2 separate regions of the Homo sapiens genome follow, and region 2 is linked to region 1. A link is a loop called in an ENCODE intact Hi-C map of the cell type or tissue named here. Cell type or tissue: Calu3. All regions are shown on one strand.

What was found. Peaks named below come from ENCODE experiments on the same cell type or tissue, not always from the same donor. Only the 100,000 strongest peaks of a DNase experiment are listed, where the experiment ranks them.
Region 2: it touches region 1 in a loop (2.8-fold over the local background); 4 of 110 quality-filtered maps call a loop at or near these places.

What each region holds. Positions count from the first base shown.
Region 1 is chr14:28,675,707-28,678,206 of GRCh38, reverse strand. No RefSeq gene overlaps it. Among named protein-coding and RNA genes, the nearest start is that of LINC02300, 63 kb to the right of the region's middle. In Calu3, no CTCF peak of the experiment used is centred here; a DNase peak (open chromatin) is centred at 1,506.
Region 2 is chr14:28,741,020-28,743,519 of GRCh38, reverse strand. FOXG1-AS1 (FOXG1 antisense RNA 1) reads left to right here. Exons shown (of 7, transcript NR_125758.1): 3 at 1,561-1,686. Among named protein-coding and RNA genes, the nearest start is that of FOXG1-AS1, 23 kb to the left of the region's middle. In Calu3, no CTCF peak of the experiment used is centred here; no DNase peak of the experiment used is centred here.

The sequences.
Region 1 (2,500 bases):
TGCAAAACTTAGTTCCTTTGGACCTGGTAAAAACCTTGTTTTCTAGAAAATACATTATTTCTTAAGGACAAGAATTTTTATGATATGCCATTTCATCTGAGATATTATTACATGTGTAACTATGTCTGCCACTAATCAATACAAACACAATAAAAATGACAGTTTTAAAATATGATTATTTTTGAGCCACTTTGATAAGTCAAAGGATCTTTGAGTCATGATAGACCTTGAGTTTATCTAATACTTTTTCAGAAAAAAAACTTCCTATAATTAGAAAGGAGAATGATAGTAATAAAACAATCAGATTTATTTTCATTTCAGGAGTAAATTAGAAATTCTTATAATAAATATAGTATTAATATCACAGAGATCTGGAGGACCATTATCATAGTCTTCATTTACAGATAGTACTTAGTAGTTGTAGGCTGTATTTACAGTAATCAATTAGATTTGTACTGTTCTAAATCTATATACAGTACCATTTGTCATAAGAAATCATACTGAGTCCCAAATCAGTTGATCTTAAAATGGAGCGATTACTCATGTGGGTCAGATTTAATCAATTGAGCTCTTTAAAAGCAGAGCCTTTTCTTTGGCTAGTCACAGAAGATGAAATTAGAGATACAAAGCATGAAAGGATTTGACCCATAGCTGTTGACTTGGAGGTGAAAGAGGTTATGTGGCGAGGAATGTTGGCAGGTTCAGGGAGCTGAGAATGGCTCTAGCTGATAGCAAGCAAGAAAATGGGTCCTGACTCCTACAACAGCAAGGAGGTGAATTTTGTCTACACAAAGAATGACCATGAAATGAGATTTTTCCCAGATCCTCAGACAAGTACTCAGTCTGGCTGATACCTTGATTTCAGCCTTGTGACATTCTGAGCAGAGAACCTGACCATGCTGAGAGGGACCTCTGACTTACAGAACTGTGAACTAATAAATGGGTGCTGTTATAAGCCTTTAAGTTTGTGATAATTTGTTACACAGCACAAAATCTAACACATTGTTTAAATAGGAATGACAATTACCATTTCATTTTACTTTTTCAGAGTGAGGTATGAAATAATTTCATGATTATGAACCTTGGATGAACTATGAACTTTAAATCAAAATGTTCTGTACTACATTTTGTTAATCAAGGGCAAAAGGGGAAATGTAAACACATTTAATATCTCAACCTTTTTTTCAGGGCAGTACATTGACATTCTGTTCCCCTGGGAAATCTAATTTAATGAAATGACCTTGAAATCAGCCCTGAAAAATATGTATTTCAGTCAAAGCTTAATACATAGACTCAGAGTTTGGTCATTTATTTATTAGAGAATAATTATGGCTACCAGAATAGGAAATACTCTTCCTATTAGGTCTAAAAATAATTGTAAGAGCTTAACTGTTCTCATGGATATGACAACATCAATCTCATTAACCGCTGCAACTTACCACACTAGGGTGCATAGCACTGATTTTTCAGCCAGGGTCTATGGTGGTGACTTTGACAGGCATTACTCACGATGACTGATATGAGTCATAGGACTATGACTGATAGAGAACACTCCCAGAACGTTTCTGCATGGATCCATAAAGCTGTTGTTCTTGCCAAACACGTTTTCAATTTAAATTTGGAGGTGATTCATTTGAATTACTGCATAAATACCAAAGATCTCAGAGAAGAGAGCACTAGCATGGGAAAGCATGGGCCTGTCTACAATCTAATTCTGTCTCAATCAAAGTAACAGTTCAAATTTAGTCTCAATCAAGGCAACCTTCAATGATTAGAACTCATTTCCAGGACCATGAAGTTTTGGTTTCCTGGGCTGATTTTTACATCAAATTGCTTTGTGACCTTGAGCAAGTTTTTAAATCTCTTTCCTTTTTCTAAAATAGTAACAACAAAATTGGAATGTCCGAAACTCTTTCCTGAAGTGTTCAGGAAATTACTTTTTTGTAAACAGCATTGAGAGACTCAGAGTGATGGGACAAAAAGCCAAATCTCATAAACAAGATAAACAGCTCATCAAATATTTTTAACTTATAGTGTTAAATCAGAACTGAAAAAGAAAATTCTTGGCAATAAATGGTGAAGGTATTTCTTAGAATGAAGGTACAAAAGTACCAAGAGAGTACCTAACAGGAATCATAGCCCACTTTCAACTTTTAAAGCCTTTTATAAAAATGTTCAAGCATAAATTTCTCAAGTAGAGGAATGATATAATAAACCTCAAGCACCCATAAATCACATTAATAATTACCAACTTATTTCAAATCTTGTTGGAGTTGAAATTCTCAAGTAGAGCGATGATATAATAAACCTCAAGTACCCCAAAACCACATTAATAATTATCAACTTATTTCAAATCTTGTTGGAGTTATGTTATCCCAGATCATTTTGAAGAAAATCCCTGCATCATATAATTTCACATTAGAGTCTAAGCATTCAGGTAAAATATAATATATTTTCAAATATATTTCAAAAAAGTTCAAATATATTTCAAAAACATGCA
Region 2 (2,500 bases), 65 kb before region 1:
ACTCACAGTCTGGTGGAGGAGATGAACACACAGTCATATGTATAGCATAAAATCAGTGCCACACTGGAGGTATGTACTGGGTGGGTTCTATGGAAGTACAGAAGAAAGCCACTTAAGTCTTCAGATTGTTTCATGGAAGAAATGTCATTAAATCTCTGTCTTCAAAAATTATCTTAAAAATTTATCGATATTGTACATGAAAACATAATAATAAATAATTTAGAAGAGCTTACGATAAAAATAACAGAACTGTTTCTCTTCAACAGCTGTTTGGATTCCCGGCTGTGAACTCTTTTAAATACCTTTTTAAAATTTTCTTTCTTTTTTTTTTTTTTTTTTGAGACAGGGTCTCACTCTATCATCCAGCTTGGAGTGCAGTGGTGCGATCACAGCTCACTGCAGCCTCGACCTCATGGCTCAACTGATCCTCCTACCTCAGCCTCCTGATTAGCTGGCACCACAGGTGCAGCCCACCATACCTGGCTGATTAAAAAAAAATTGTTGAGATAGGGTTTTGCCATGTTGCCCAGGCTAGAGTTTTAAATACTTCGTTTGCATTTCTTTTTGTGATTCCTTCATGATACTAATTATATTATACTTATTATGGGTGGTTTAGAGTTATTTATCATTTCATTACTTCCACAGGTTACTTTTGTGATAATAGTAATACCCTAACACATTATGAGATATTATCATCCCCACTCTTTCATCCACCTTTTACCTCCCTTAGTTCCCACCATTTATTAGCTAACCTAGTTTTATTTTATTAAGACTATTATAATTTGTACTTTGAAATTAAACAGCAACCAAATCTCTCACCCTTTCTCCATGAATTAAGTCTGGAAATTTACATTTTTATGACTATGCTGAGTCATGCATTGTGCTATGACAGAATACATTCTCTTTTCTCACTATCAATTGCTTAAAACCATGCCAGAGATTTAATTTTTTTCCATTTGTATCGTAGCCTTTTACACAACTTTCTTCCTTTATTTTCTTTAGGTTAGCCATCAACTTTTCTTTCTTTCTGTCTCTGTCTTTTTTGGCTTCACTATATTAGCACATTATTGTTTTAAAGAGGTAACATGTCTTTATTGCGTTTTTCACACATTCTCCCAGTGATTCTCAAATGGGGAGGTCTTTTCTCACATGCCTTCCTCCTGACACCATCAATCCTTCCTGCCATACAGGAATATCCTGCATTGCTTTCCTGGGTGTGACCCACACTTTTTTCCTGTCTCTCCTCTTCTTTCTTCTCTTTATTTTCTTCTTTTTTTTCTTGTTTCGTTTCTTATTTTTCTTTATTTTCTTTAATTTCTTTATTTATTTTCTTTAAAAGGTATGTGGTAAATACATACCATATTACCAAATGCTTTTATTCTGGTGTGTATGTGTGTGTGTATGTGTGTGTATCTGTATGCGTGTGATTGAACTGTGTATATCATTTTTAAGTCAAAAATATTTTCTCAAAAACTGTAAGGTTTTGGTCTATTTTCTTAGCATTCAGTGTTGGTGATAAGTTTAAACTAATCCTTTCTCTCTCTCTCTTTTTTTTAATAGAACCTGGGTCTCACTCTGTCCCCTAGGCTGGAATGCAGTGGTGTGATCATGGCCCACTGCAGCCTTGAACTCCTGGACCCAAGCAATCCTCCCATCTCAGCCTCCCAAGTAGCTGGAACTACAGGTGTAAGCCACACCTGGATAACTCATTTATTTTTAGATAACCTGTTTTTAATATTGGAAGCTTTTATGATTATCTCTGGGTAGGGGTCTTTACATTCCACTTGGCATTTTTCACTTTAAATTCTCATGTCTTTCAACTTGGAAGAATTTGATTCTATCAGTTCTCTGTTGATTTCTTCTACTCCATTTTCTGTATTCACGTTGTTTTTGGGTTTCTATTACTCAGATATGGGGCGTCCATACCACTTCTATAGGTCTTTTATCTGTTCCCTCATGCTTTCTGACTCTGCATTTCTGCTTTACACTGTAACAGAGTTCTCTATTTTATTTTCTAGATCTTTACTGTTAATTCCGTTTAGTAGTTTGTTCTGCATTTTCCAGTTGTTAGAAATCTGTTATTATTCCTCATTTTTTGAAAACTTCTTTCCTACATTCTTCTTAGTTACGTATTAATTCTATTTTTGTGCATTTATGTTCTTATTTTAGTGCTGTCTCAGGAGAGATAAGATGTATCGCTAAGACCTAGTATGAATTTGAGTCAGAACTATAAGCAGCAACAGGTTGTTTTAGGGTTAAAGTAACAAACTAGAAACAGTAGGGCCACAATTTGCTTTTTTTTTTTTTTTTTTTTTTGATGGAGTCTCAAATCTCGCTCTGTCACTCAGGCTGGAGTACAGTGGTGCTATCTCAGCTCATTGCAACCTCTGCCTCCTGGGTTCAAGCGATTCTCCTGCTTAGCCCCCCAGGGTAGCTAGGAGTACAGGCACACGCTACCATGACCAGCTAATTTTTAATTTTTGGATTTTTGGATTTTTAG